5 separate regions of the Homo sapiens genome follow, and regions 1, 2, 3 and 5 are each linked to region 4. Evidence: chromatin contacts called from ENCODE Hi-C or POLR2A ChIA-PET data. All regions are on one chromosome and are shown on one strand. Each heading gives the region's core, a stretch centred on a gene start or an enhancer-like site at or near the end of the contact. The rest is flanking DNA. Distances are from core to core; before and after follow the strand shown.

What was found. Hi-C counts contacts between places; a loop is a spot of excess contacts on that map. ChIA-PET counts read pairs that join two places held with the same protein, here RNA polymerase II (POLR2A). Pooled maps may share reads with other maps.
Region 1: a map of naive thymus-derived CD4-positive, alpha-beta T cell shows a loop between it and region 4 (15-fold over the local background). The contact joins the promoter of CASP7 here to the promoter of ACSL5 in region 4. A Hi-C loop is called at or near these places in 1 of 168 maps with a recorded cell type or tissue (naive thymus-derived CD4-positive, alpha-beta T cell), 6 of 37 single-sample maps with no recorded cell type and 11 of 50 pooled maps.
Region 2: a map of naive thymus-derived CD4-positive, alpha-beta T cell shows a loop between it and region 4 (4-fold over the local background). The contact joins the promoter of CCDC186 here to the promoter of ACSL5 in region 4. A Hi-C loop is called at or near these places in 1 of 168 maps with a recorded cell type or tissue (naive thymus-derived CD4-positive, alpha-beta T cell) and 8 of 50 pooled maps. POLR2A ChIA-PET finds 5 or more read pairs at or near these places in 1 of 52 experiments (activated CD4-positive, alpha-beta memory T cell).
Region 3: a map of naive thymus-derived CD4-positive, alpha-beta T cell shows a loop between it and region 4 (22-fold over the local background). The contact joins the enhancer-like site here to the promoter of ACSL5 in region 4. A Hi-C loop is called at or near these places in 1 of 168 maps with a recorded cell type or tissue (naive thymus-derived CD4-positive, alpha-beta T cell) and 5 of 50 pooled maps. POLR2A ChIA-PET finds 5 or more read pairs at or near these places in 2 of 52 experiments (both T-cell).
Region 5: a map with no recorded cell type shows a loop between it and region 4 (5-fold over the local background). The contact joins the enhancer-like site here to the promoter of ACSL5 in region 4. A Hi-C loop is called at or near these places in 1 of 168 maps with a recorded cell type or tissue (Right ventricle myocardium inferior), 1 of 37 single-sample maps with no recorded cell type and 7 of 50 pooled maps. POLR2A ChIA-PET finds 5 or more read pairs at or near these places in 1 of 52 experiments (activated CD4-positive, alpha-beta T cell).

Annotation. Positions count from the first base shown.
Region 1 is chr10:113,678,589-113,681,288 of GRCh38, reverse strand. CASP7 (caspase 7) reads right to left here and starts at 1,377. Exons shown (of 7, transcript NM_001227.5): 1 at 1,311-1,377. RefSeq lists an enhancer at 502-791.
Region 2 is chr10:114,172,903-114,175,602 of GRCh38, reverse strand. CCDC186 (coiled-coil domain containing 186) reads left to right here and starts at 1,400. Exons shown (of 16, transcript NM_018017.4): 1 at 1,400-1,588. MIR2110 (microRNA 2110) reads left to right here and starts at 1,424; the gene lies at 1,424-1,498. It also overlaps a transcript of TDRD1 not described here. RefSeq lists a silencer at 1,065-1,334 and enhancers at 1,395-1,594, 1,190-1,718.
Region 3 is chr10:113,380,737-113,383,436 of GRCh38, reverse strand. No RefSeq gene overlaps it. Among named protein-coding and RNA genes, the nearest start is that of HABP2, 170 kb to the left of the region's middle. RefSeq lists an enhancer at 785-1,984. Within about 2 kb of position 1,381, at least 9 of the 41 ENCODE cell types and tissues checked have a DNase peak (open chromatin) inside an H3K27ac peak, as active enhancers do.
Region 4 is chr10:112,372,666-112,375,365 of GRCh38, reverse strand. ACSL5 (acyl-CoA synthetase long chain family member 5) reads right to left here and starts at 1,250. Exons shown (of 21, transcript NM_203379.2): 1 at 1,097-1,250.
Region 5 is chr10:110,773,808-110,776,507 of GRCh38, reverse strand. All of the region lies in intron 1 of RBM20 (RNA binding motif protein 20), which reads right to left. Among named protein-coding and RNA genes, the nearest start is that of PDCD4-AS1, 96 kb to the left of the region's middle. RefSeq lists enhancers at 1,746-1,935, 826-2,025. Within about 2 kb of position 1,412, at least 4 of the 41 ENCODE cell types and tissues checked have a DNase peak (open chromatin) inside an H3K27ac peak, as active enhancers do.

The DNA of each region.
Region 1 (2,700 bases), core at 128-2,627, 1.3 Mb before region 4:
CGAGACTAAGATAATATGCAACTGTCAACCTTTGCCGATATTTAAAAACCACATCCATATTTTAAAAAGATTTTGTAGAGACTGAAAAAAAGTTCCTGTAGTGATTATTTCTAAACATGTTGAACAGGAGCCCACATGTTGGGGCAACTGGTACACAGCTGGGTAAGAAGTCACTGCCCAGCTATTGTCTGAACTTTTTACTTTCATGAAGGGGGAAATGGACTGCAGCTGCTTCCCCTGAAAAGTGACATCATACAATTTGTGACTCACTTCTTGCCCAAATAAAAATCTTCCTAAAGGGCACACAGAGAAGACCTGAAAACCTCCCCCTCTTGCCTCTAGCAGCTGGGAGGGGGAAAGGGAGGCTCTGCTGGGCACTCAAGCGCTCCGCTGCGTCACCCAAGGCTCATGGCACTGCTAGACCAGGGCCTTTACTTTGCTATTGCAGAAACTTTAGCTTCTTCAGAGACGTTAAGTAACCTGTCCAAAGCCACACAGTTTACAGGTGGCAGAAGGTGGACTGTGAATCTAGGCAATGGCGGTACCAAGGGTGAAGGTCAGGCCGGCGAGACCCAAAAGGAGGAAATAGCCTGTAAGTTGAGACAACAGGGAGGGCCACGTCAACTAGCCCAGGAGCCCAGAAGTTCAAGAATAAAGATCTGGAAATGATACACCCACAATCACCCACAAGTAATTTTACTGCTCCATAAACCGCAAAGCTGTCACCTGGAGCCTAACACTCCACACGTCTAAATGTCTCCTGCCTGGTTTCCACCTCCTCAAGGTCCCTCTAAGAGCCCTGCAGCAAGGACGCTCAGCTCCAGTGTACTCAGACTTGACAGAGCCACTGCCGCGAAACGCGTACCATAATCAACTCTGTCCATCCCCGCCAACAGTCTGCGGGGATCACCGTGGTTCCCATTTAACAGAGAGAGGGTTGAGGTCCCACCGCCGGCAGGCAAGGGGTGGGGACCGGAACGCAGGCAAAGGAGCCCTCGCTGTTAGCCGCTGTGCCAGATCACGAGCCCTCCTCTCCTAAATCTCGAATAGTACGAGGTGTCCCCTAGCCCCCCGGCTAGGAGGGAAGGGAGGACAAGCTGAGCAAGGCAAGCGATGGAGAGAGCGGAACGGGCCCTCTTCCCAAAGTTTCAGCGCAGGCCGTCGGGGCCACTCAGTCCCACTCAACCAGGCTCCCCTAGACCACGCTGGGGGCGCAGGGGGGAACTAGGAAGCCGGCAGGAAGGAGGGAGGCAAGGCGCGCACGGCCGGCGGGCTGGAGAGGCGCCGGCCGAGGTGGGGGCTGCAGTTACCGTTCCCACGGCGGTAGGGCGGCTGGGACTGGCACAGTCTCTCTCCGTCGCTCCGCAGCAAGGGTCTGGGGCCCCTTTAGCGAAAGCGAAACTAAAAGTCTCGGCGCTGCGGAGGGAGGAGCCGCCCTGGGTAGGGCCGGGCGGGGCTTGCACCGCCCCTGGCTCGGGGTAGTGCGCTCCGCAGGGGTGGAAGAGCCCAAAGCGACCCGTGTCCCCGCACGCATAGTCCCTGGAGGGCGCTCTCTGCAAAGCTGGCCGCGCGCTCTGCCAAGTTGGCCCCTCGCTCTACAAAGTTGAGCCCGCGCGCGGGAGAACGCGCACAGCAAAGTTTGCAGTTTCCCGGGACAGCCGAGCCGCCGCGGGTTGTTCCGGGAAAAAAACAAATCTGCCAAACTGGCCGCGCTCCAAGTGACCCAAAGAGCGCAGATTTCGCGGCGGCGCTCAGTGATGGGGCGCTCGTGTGGTCACCTCCACTTCCCCGCCCCCAGTGTACACCTCGACCTGGGCCTTCACATCAACTCGGAGACCCCTTTCCCATAGCCAGAGGCTCTCCCCTAGCGAAACCTGGATCCCAGCTGGAACTGCTGGCGTCCCCCTGGGGGACTCCACGCCTACATTAGCATGCGTACCCCACAAGGCTGATCCGCTTCGGGCCCGCTGTGGCATCCACTGTGGTCTCCTAGACGTTGCTTTGCGGGGGGCGCCCTCCTGCGCGCGTGGGCGTAGGACGCTCCCTCAGCTTTGAAGGAAGTACCCACCCAGCAGCCCAGCTTGCTGGTGGAGATGCTGCTCCTGGATCTTTCGGGAAATATTTGTTGTGCGCCCCCGTGTGTCAGGGACTGGGTATGCGGCCGGGAGTCAGTCAAACACGGGAGAGACTGAGCACTTCCACGGATTCTAGTTCACCCCAACCCCACAGCATACGCACACACACACACACACACACACACACACACGGACACACGGATTCCAGTTCACCCTGACCCCACAAAACACACACACACACACACGGATTCCAGTTATCCAGTTCACCCTGACCAAACACACACACACACGGATTCCCGTTCACCCTGACCCCACAAAAGACATACACAGGCATTCCAGTTCACCCTGACCCCACAAAAGACATACACAGGCATTCCAGTTCACCCTGACCCCACAACACACACACACACGCATTCCAGTTTACCCTGACCCCACAACACACACACACACGGATTCAAGTTCACCCCGACCCAACACACCCACACACAAACACACAGATTCTAGTTCATGAAACCCACCACACACACGGATTCATACACACACACGCACCTAGTTCACCCTGACCCCACAACACACACACACACACACACACACACACACACACACACACGTCTTTCTTCACCCT
Region 2 (2,700 bases), core at 151-2,650, 1.8 Mb before region 4:
GAGAAGCCAAGGTAACTTTTTTTGGGCAATGCTCTTTAGAGATCACAATCTGGGGAATAGGAGTGTGCAATGGGTTGGTCACTGTTCTAAGAGTTTTCAGTGGACACACCTTTTTTTTCACGAAAAAAATGTACCATGAGTTAATTCTGATATTTGTAAATTCAAATATAGGATTGCAGAATTTTAATATAATGTCTTTGGTTTATATTTGTATTTCTTTTCTCTTATGGTGAAAAACTTGGTTCACAAAGATATATTTATATACTTTATACTAATTATAAATTCAGAAATATTCAGAAATAGTAATACCTATGTTATTACTGACGAGTACCGAAAACAGCTTAAGGTTTCTTCAGTTTTTTCCCCTTGGATTAATGTCTCCCTAGGAAGGCTTGGTCGATTTATTGTTTTAAAGTCAAATCATTTATTTTCTATGACAAGACACTTTAACTGCAAAATGTGCTTCAGTGTAGTACCTTCATTTAAGGAGGAGTGAGGTGCCATTACACCTCCGTGTGTGTGTTTTGCCAACAGTATCGAAGACGCTTAACAGAACAGTAGTAAGTTTTGCTTTACAAATTCTTACATTGCAGAATCGTCTGCATCAGCTATTTTCATTCATGAGATATGTGTAAGACCTAAACCAAAGAACATCGTTTCCCCGGACTGAGGAGGTTTGCGAAACCTCCAGAGACTGAACTGCTGACCTTCCTTCTCTGGGCCGGGCGAGGCAACTGTACCCAATACACTTTTTGTTGCCATGCTGCGTGCCAGGTTACTCAGCCGGGAGAGGACACTTCCTACCATCAATGCGCTCAGCTTGAAGCCAGAGACGAAGGCACCGACAGTTTATTATTAAACAATGGCAGCAGCGCCACGCTGAAGACACGAACGCGCTGTTATGGAACCCCCAGAGGTCTCCCCCATCGTAGCCTGCTCCAGCCGACTCCGCCCACGTAAGGTGCAAGGTTTCCGCATGAGAGCCGGGAAGCCACAATTTCAAATTCTCTTTTATTGCTTTATGTCCCTGACTCATGCAGGCCAAAGGGTGAGGAGGAGTAATAGCCAACAAGAGCGTCCTGCAGAAAGAAACAGGCTGCGTGGGTCCGGAGGAGCTTGAAAGGAAGAACCCGACCAAAGGGCAGGAGACCCGGCTCTCCAGGTCGCGGAGGCGTGGGTGCCCAGCCAGGCGGAGTGCGGGGCGGGGCCTCTCGGGCCGCAAGGTGGGGCCTCCTGGGCCGGGAGGTGGGAGGTGAGCTCCGCCAGCCCAGCCCACTGCAGACAGGTTACCCAGGACCTCAAGGTGTGCTGCGTCACCCCGCCCGCGCTGCGCTGATTGGTTCCTCCAGGGAGCCCCCGCCCCCTCAGCTGTAACCGGGCCGGCTTCAGTGTCGCCGCCATCTTTGTTGATGTGTCAGCTCCGCAGGGGTTTGGGGAAACGGCCGCTGAGTGAGGCGTCGGCTGTGTTTCTCACCGCGGTCTTTTCCTCCCACTCTTGGCTGGTTGGACCCCGCTATGGAAAAGTTGGCCCCTGAGCCAGAGCTCCAGCAGCCTTGTTAGGGCGTGGCCTGAGGCTTGGATAAGTGGGGTAAGTGTCTGAGGGGTACTCGGGGCACACCGGTGAGTCGCGGTGGCGGTGCGGTGGGGCTGCCAGCCTTCCGCTCCTTCCTGCACGTTCCGTGGCGGGGGCGAGGGCGAGTGCGAGGTGGAGGTCGAGGTCGAGCGGGCTCCCCGCCTGGCTCCTTTGAGGGCGCGGAGGAAGGGGAGGGCTGGGGAACGGGTTTCAAGCCCTTTCCTCTCCCTGCCTTCCTCCTTCGGTTCCGGGACCTTGGAGGTGGCAAAGAGGGGTCAGCGGGGGTCGTGGGGGCTGTGCCTCGAGAGCGTCTGAATTCGAGCCCATTGCCTGGGCTGCGTGTGAACTGCAGCCAAGCCCTACCTGCTCGAGAATCTTTCCTAGACTCAATCGCCTATTTCGTTTTTCGTCTCAAGTTGACTGTATGTGGGTGTTTTATATTTACTGTTGTGAAGACTTGTTACCCTCTTCCAAACACTTCCATTACTGTGATTCTAAGTTCCTTAGAAGTGATTCTTTGGAGTGGTGGATACTGTTCTTTATGTTGTCTTTCAAGGACGTCAAGGCATTTCATAAACCTTGGTTGGTAAGGAAGGGGTTTCAGATTTATGTCTCCATCAGTAATGAAAAATGGCAAAAACAAAACAAAAACCCTTCTACGTGTCCCTAAGTAGCAATCTTGGGAAACAGTGCAGGTGTGAGTATTGCTTAGCTGTTAACAGTTTAACAACTTCACCTAATATTCCCATCTTGATTTTGTTTAGAGGAAAAAGTCCTGGATTTCGAGTCAGAACATCTGGATTAGAATCCTACTTCTTTCACTTGATAATCTTGTTACCTGTGGAAATCAGAAGAGAGAATATAGTAAAAATACGCAGTACAGTCCCAGGTACTTGGCCGTTTTCTCTGCATGTGTGTCATGTTCCTTTGATGCCCAGCTTTTTTTTCTTCCAAAACGATAGGCCGGGTGTTGTCTTCTAAGGTGTTCAGTAAATCAGGGTTTCAAGAGGTGTGCTGGTAGTCATTCAGAAGAAATTAATCTGCTATTATCTATTTAGGTATGCTAGTTGTGGGTGTGGCTTTCCCAACTATCAAGTACACCTTAATATTTACCGAGTGTTCATCTC
Region 3 (2,700 bases), core at 132-2,631, 1.0 Mb before region 4:
AGTTTGTCTGAATTAAAAATCACAAACCAATCCATCTCCCTTCTTTCCTTCCTTCTCTCTTTCCTTCCGTCCTTCCTTCTATTCATTTTAAACCCAGCAACTAGATTTTGTTGGGTTTAAAAGGTCCCTAAAAAGTTAGTATTCCTTCAGGAATAAATATTTGTAGATTACTTGAAATGGCCAGCTTCCTTGACTGGTCTTTAGGGAAAATACTCTTTGTAACTTTGACTAAAAAGACAATGTTCCCGATCAAAATATAATCTGGGTCTATACTGGCAAAGAGAGTTGAACCAATATGTAATGAATGGCAGCATAAACAAATGAATGAAGGAATACGCAGACAGGCATCAAGCAGAATCAAAATACTCAAAGCAGCCAGTTAACTGAGGCACTGAATTTCCTGGACAACTGTCTCAATTCCCCGGTTTGCGTGGAGGCTCTTGCCTATAACCAAGTAAGCACTTATGCTGCAACCTCTTGCCTCTTGCAAGAGACAACAGATTGTTAGCCTCTGGGAAGTAGCACTATTTCAATCAACCAATTTGGCATGTTGTGTTTTACAGTTTCTAAAATTAACACAGAATCCAAACAAAAACATGGCTGGTGTGGAACTATATACAGAGAACACTGTCATCTGGTTGCTTCGAATCTGTTCATTATCAAAATTAGCTGTCTTGTTTGTCCTACTCCCATTTTTGAATGCACACCATTAATTAACCAACCTGTCATTATGTGCTGGTAATGACCAAGTTTTCCAGTATCCCAGTGTAAATACAGGATTTTACAGGACTCCCAAAACTAGGAGGAAAGGAGAAGGTGGAGGAGGTAGGGGTGGCAGAGAAAGAGGACATTCACAGGTGGGACTCAGTATTGCTTACAGCTACCCTTGCTTTCTAAAACAAGGGCTGCACGCGGAAACAATGCTGATTTATTCCCTTGCATTGAGCAAAGCTAAATTTTTCCAGGCTTCACTGAGGAATTTTCTTCACAATATCTGCATGAATTATGAAGCTGACTTCTAACCAGATGTCGGGTGATCTGCCCTTCCTGTTCTCTGAGGATGAGACACATCAGTGTTTAACTCATCATGCCCCTCGAGTGTGTCTCATTTTTCAACCCATTCTCACTTGGAGGTTAAAAAGGAATTGGGGTTTCTTTTTAAGTCTCTTTGATTTTACCCAATTTCGGTGAACAGATCCATGAAACTTCAAAGAGGATGTTGACAGAATTGAAGTAAGGGAGGGAAGGACAGAGGAAGGGGGCAGAAAGCAAAGCCGATCATAAAAAACAAACCAAAGAATATTTAACGACATATTTTCCCAAAGAGACTTCTGGCTGCCCACCGAAACTGAAACCATTACTCACATCGAAGACACTTCCTGGGGGTGTGCTATCTTGAGGAAACACATACCGTGAAGGCCTTTGCAGGAAGCAAATTCAATGGTGAAAGGAACCGCAGCAGATTCTTACAATTCTGTCTTTTGCACCCTGACTTTCCACTTGAACATTCTTATTAAAAATTTCCTCCAGCATCCTTACCATATACAATTTTTCAAGTCAAAGAATGACTTTTTAGAGTCTCTGTGTGCCCATAAAATTCTGTCTTGAAGATTTTATTAATAATCATAAAAACATCAGTATCCATCAGGATCAGTTTGGAAAGGGAGAGGCAATTTTTCCTAAACATGTGTTCAAATGGTCTGAGACAGACGTTAAAATGAAAAGGGGGTGAACTGAAGACCAATGACTGATCCAGCCCCCCACTCCCCTACGGTTCATAGTCATGGGCGAGGACATGGCCACAGGCTAACACAAGCCAGCTTGGGATCAGGCACCAGCCCCACCTGCAGCTGATGCAGCTCCACGTGGAGGGAAGCATTCCAACTTTCACTGCTGCAGGTTGTGTATTTATCACTACGAGGAGGGGAGGGACAAAGTATACAGGACTACATATTTTCTTATGGCATCAGGATAGGTTTCTTGGGACTCTGAGAGGTCTAGAATAACGTGCTTAAAATGACTATTTGACTATCTCCCAGCCAGTTCGAAGCATTGGCTGAGCAGCCTTTGCTTGATTGTCAGTTAACAGCAACCGAAATAGCAAAATAGTAAAGTGATCCCTGCAAAGGGATTTGTGGGTGGTCTCCTTGGCTCACCTGTCAGAGGAGGTTGACTCTGTGATCATGATCCTTCCCCCAAGTGCTCTCACCTTTTCTGTTCACATTGTACCTTAAGGCCTGCAGTCAGGCAAATCTTTGAACAGAGAAATTCAAACCCCTTAATGACCAAAGATTTCGAGGGATCCCAAGACATGGGGTGTATTTCACAATGCAACCACCCCAGTGAATAGGAGAGTTATTGACCAGGCAATGCATTATCTCATAATCCGCCAGTATGGAGGCAGCGTGGGTGGCTTCAGGGCATGAGCACTGGAGTCAGAGAAGTTGAACTCCATCAGCTCTGTTACTTCCAGTTACTCAACCTCTCTGTGCCTCAGTTTCTTCATATGCTAAAACTAGGATGATACTGTCTACATACTTCAATGGGCTGTTAAGCTTTCAGGAATCTATACTTGGAAAGCACCAGACACAGCACCTGGTATCTAGTGGGATATGCTATTGTCTCCATAATCAACTAGAAATTTCCTTGTGATTACTCGCTGCAACAAAAAGGGTTCTCCAAACTGGCTGAGAACACCAC
Region 4 (2,700 bases), core at 1-2,500:
CAAGAGCTGAGCCCTTGGCCTCTGGGGAGCCGCCTTTGGACATGGAAGAAAGATGAAGGGCTGGGAGACGAAGTGGGGCCTGTGGCATTCCATCCTCTGGCTCATCTCACGGCTGGAGGAGCACTTGTCATTTGCTTAGTTTCAGGAACTCAGCTCCCCAAGAGGCAACTTCCTCTAGAGGAGAGCAGAGGATGGCAGAGTGGGTGTCGAATCTCAGCCACACTAATACCTCTGAGCCCTTCACCGGGTGCTGTCTTCCTTCACCAAAGGGCTCAGGGCCAGGGGAAGATGAGGTTTTATTTCTTTTTTTTTTATTGACCTCCTCCAGTAAAAATGCTCAAGTTCAGGAAGGTTGAGTCATTCTAAAGGCCCATCAGAGTTGTATTCCTATCAATCCTCTGTGCACATGAGTGACACCCTCAGGATTTCAGGGGGTAACTGAAAGCTTTGGCAACCCACAACAATTCTGCATTATTGGGCAGGCTGTGGAAACTGACCAATCAAGTCTCAAATTCTAGCCACACCACCTTGGAGCTATGTAGCTTAGGCCATGCTGTTTAACAGCCTGGAGACGCACTATGCCTCTGTGAAATGGGAAGGATACCACCTGCTTTATAGGATGAGATACACCAATGAAGTAACATACATAATCTACCCAGAACAGTCCCCAGCACCTAATCGAATATCTGCTGATTCCCTTCCTCTCTGTCTGCCAAATGGGACTCTCTGCCCTCAGCAGCTGACGCACGATCCTTCTAACTACACTGAGACAGAAATTTCTTAATGGAAGATGAAGGAGACCCACATTCTGGCTTGGTGTGCTTTAGTACACTTACCAAAATCAGTGTTCCCTTCCAATTCCATCCCCTGCTAGCATTTGGATAGCTCATATATCTCCACCCCTTTTCCAACTGATTTTTTTCTTTGCCTCCCACACAAGTCAGCTGAGATTACTATTCAACTAAATGTAATTTCATGTTATTAAAGAGCCTTAGGTTGAGCATAACAAATCCCACTTTCTTTCCCCACACCAATCCCCTCCCTACTATCTCACAGATATATTCAATATAGTGCAGGTAGTATCATTGCAGCTTACCTTGGAAGAAGACTCTCCCTTCCTGGGTCCAGGAAGTGCTCCCCTCACAGCTGGCTGTATTGATTCAGCACCACATTCAGGCACTTCTACTCTTTCCACAGCTCCTAGGACTGACTGGGACACACCCGAAGCTACTGTGTACTGTCCTGAGAGTGGCCAACACACTCCCCTGGAACCTTTGAATCTGTCACAACAGAAGTTCAAAGGTAGAAGTTACCTGTTCAAACACTTGTAGTAACCTCTGACAGTAAGAAAAGCAGTGTTGGGCAAAAGATTAAAACAAGAGATTGTTATGCAATGGGCTTAAGCGGGAAAAAAAAAAAAGACGGCCCTTAGTTCAGAAAGCTAACGTTTACCAAGAGAAACCTTCGATAAAGCTCTACCTCAGGGGAAGGAGAAGGGGTAGACAGGGCTTTGCATCTGCTTTGGGGGCACAATCCTTGAGACTGTGATAGGAAGAGGAAGGTCTAGATTACTAGAAGAAAAAGGGCTCCTTGAGATCAGAGTGAGAGAAAAATGAGAAGCCACTTTAATTGGCTCAAGCTATAACTTTAGGATTCAGACTAAGCAGAGGTGTGCATTTGCAGACCAGCTATCTTCTAGAAGGGACCACTGCCCCCTTCAGAATTAGAACGTCTCCAAGACAACCAAATGAGCCAAATCAGTCTAGAGTCTAGGCTGAGAGACAAGCCTAGGACGGTTGTTTTTAGGATTCGGAATCACGAACACAGTCTGCAGCACACATAGTTTAGCAAGGCGCTAGAATAGGAAGCATTGCTTCCTGGCTAACACGGTGAAACCCCGTCTCTACTGAATACACAAAAAATTAGCCGGGCGTGGTGGTGGGCCCCTGTAGTCCCAGCTACTTGGGAGGCTGAGGCAGGAGAATGGTGTGAACCCGGGAGGTGGAGCTTGCAGTGAGCCAAGATCGCGCCACTGCACTCCAGCCTGGGCGACACAGCGAGACTCTGTCTCAAAAAAAAAAAAAAAAAAAGAAGCATTGCTACTGCGTCATGGCTCAGCCATCCTACTCTCTCCTTTTTTTTTTTTTTTTTTTTTTTTGAGACGGAGTCTCACCGCAACCTCCACTTCCTGAGTTCAAGCAATTCTCCTGCCTCAGCCTCTGGAGTGGCTGGGATTACAGGCATGCACCACAATGCCTGGCTAATTTTTTTTTTTTTTTTTGTATTTTTAGCAGAGACAGGGTTTCACCATGTTGGCCAGGCTGGTCTCGAACTCCTGACTTCAAGTGATCTGCCTGCCTCGGCCTCCCGAAGTGCTGGGATTATAGGCATGAGCCACCATGCCCAGCCTCTCTTTCCACTTTGAAGTTCTCTAGTCACCATTCTTGATTCCAAGATCATTAGGACTGCAAGGCATCATTACTAAACAAAAACAGTGGGTAGAAATGAAAGAAACCCTGGAGATGATGTGCAAACTTACTGTATAGGTGAGGCCAGTGAGGCCTTTTCAGGTGAAAGAAGGCTTCTGGAATCACACAACCAGTCGGTCAAGACAGCACCTGACTCAGAGTCATGAGAACCCCTGCAGTGCCTTGGCCCCTATGCTGCCCCATTGATCTGTGTATGTTTAGCTACCAGAAT
Region 5 (2,700 bases), core at 163-2,662, 1.6 Mb after region 4:
GGAAGCCTCTTAGAAACTAGAAAAGACCAGGAAACAGATTGTCCCTTAGAGCCTCCAGAAGGAACTAACACCTTGACCGTAGTCCAGTGAGGCTGGTTTTGGACTTATGGCCTCCAGAACTGTAAGATAATACATGTATGTTATTATAAGCCATTAAATTTGTGGCAATTTGTTACAGCAGCAATAGAAAACCAACACAATTCCCAAGACAATTAGATGCAAAAGTGGCTTCCACTAGAGAGGCGGTGGTAGGTGTAGGGGCTGACTGGACCTTGCTGGTATGAATTGATCCCCCCAGAGTACAGACCATCTGACCAAACATCCAAAGACCCTCTGGGAATGTAGTCAGGGGCCAATTCTGCACAAATAGGGGCCCAAGCAACGTGTCTCAGACCTGGCCAGTCCAAGAACCACATCCCTCTGGCAACAGTGATTGGCTCATGGGGGAACACTCTCGGATACTTTGTTAGAGCTATCAGGCATGATTCTCTGTCATGCCATGGTTGCTAAATTGTTGTTAAGCCATCACTTAATGACAGCCTGCTTGAGAATAAAGCCAACTCAGAAGATGCTGGCCTGAAGACAGAGGTACAGGCAGCTCCTTGATGACTTCCTAGGAATGCCTTGAGCCAGCTTCTCCTGAATCCACCCTGTACTTTGCTGGACATGAAGCAATGCATTTCCTTTATTTGCTTAAAGAAAGCCAACCTACGTAAACCACGGGCATTTAACCATCTTTTAAAGACGGTTCCTGTCTGTGGCCCACATTGACTTGAAGGTTCCTGGTCACCCTCCAGTTTCCTCTGCAGGAGTGGACTGACTGTGAGGACCCAGTAGTTGGAGCTACAGGGTCACTATCATCATCATAGGGAGAAAAGAGGATTAGAAGATAAGGAGTGGGCAACTGCTGAGAGAGGAGGCAGCAGGCATGGGGATGGGATTTGAGGGATCCAAGAGAGTCTTAACATCTGGTTGGTGAACCAGGACTTAAAGGGCTGTGGAATAACAAGGACACAGCTGAAGTGCAGTAGAGTGAATGTGCGTAGATGTATCAGCAGGCTCTCTCCTGGTAATGTCCAGCCATCCAGAAGCAGGAGCCAAGAACCACAGCCCAGAGCATGGTAGTGCCTAAACTCATGCACCGGCCACATCTGCAATAAGCACAATATCTTCCAAGATAACCAGTTCAGGAATTTAAATTCACTTCCAGTGCAACTGGCTGAGTGGTGAATGCGCCATTTCTTCTTTTGTGCTAAAATATAGAAAGTAATCGAGGTGAGAGGGCTGATGACCAGGCAAGAAAATATTTTCTAGGTATGACCACACTATAAAGGTGTGGCCAAATAAATGCAACGCTGAAGGTCAGATCTTTAGAGCAGAGTTGAGAATTTATGATCTTTCCATGTCTTTATGACACATTCTGCTAGTGTCAACACAGGAGAGACTTAAAGCAAAGAGAGGATTAATGTCAACTTAACTAACAAGAACTACATTATAGTTTTCCTTCCTTCTGAACCATTTTTCTTTAAAACATTCCTTATTTATGGTATTTTGGTGGGAATTTCTTTTTAATATTTATCTTTCCTAGATCAAAAATTCTCAACTCTGCTATAATGCTTTCAGAAGCTAGGTCAGAATATGAACTAGAGAGGGACATTCCTGAATGTCAGGTTACAAAGGTGACAATGACAACACAACAGTCATATTGGGGCTAAAGTTCAAACTCTAGCTAGTGATCACACTTTAAGAGTGAGCTGAGGCCTTACAGACAATTTAGTTTAACTCACTCATTCTACAGACAAAAACAAAACAAAACAAACAAAAAGAAAACAACAAAAAACAAACAAACAAAAAACCGCAAAAGCCAATGAAGTTGGCGTCCTCTGTGAAACCGCCTAAGTCACACACCGAGACAGAGAAGAGCTGGGACTGGAATGCAGGCTGCCTCTGTCCTCAGGGCTGATGGAGGTAGCTGTGGTCGGATACACGCCTATCAACATATACCAGATGAATTCTCTCTTTGCAAGGAGAAGATGAGGCCACACACCTTTTGGATAGTGCTCTTTCTTGATAACAATAGGGCTGCTGGGTCTTCACTAGCTTGGCCTCTGTGACTAATTTCGAGACTACTGGGTCAATGCTGCTATTCTGTGTTTGGGCCTTAGCCATGACATTACCATATGATGATTCATATCACCATGACACCTCTTGGAATGATTCATAACAGCAATATAATCCTATCATCTCTCTTTTGTTTTGTGTTTTTCAGTTGGTGTGTTAATGAGTGTTCTCACTTCATTAGCTGTCTCATCTCCAGAACAGCCATATGGACAGCTAAGTCAAATATGACCATTTCCAGTCTATAGTAAGAAGACTGAGACCAAGAAAGATCAGATGAACCGTGTGAGGTCATCCAGTGAATAAGGGACTTGACTGGGACTTGAAGGAGGGTTTTTAAACTGTAAGGCCAATATTCTATCCTCTGTTTACACGTTCATTAAAGGGAGCTCCAAAAACCACATTTCTGGGCCTACTTCCTTTGGGCCAGTTAAACATGAGTTTGGGTTAGTTAAACATGAGTTTAACTAACATGTTTGGTATCAGATCCCCGGGCTTTCAGTCCACTGTGCTCCGTACGTCGCTTATCAGGCAGAGCACAGTCTCAGAACCAGGGGACTATGCAGTCACAATGGGGCAGCT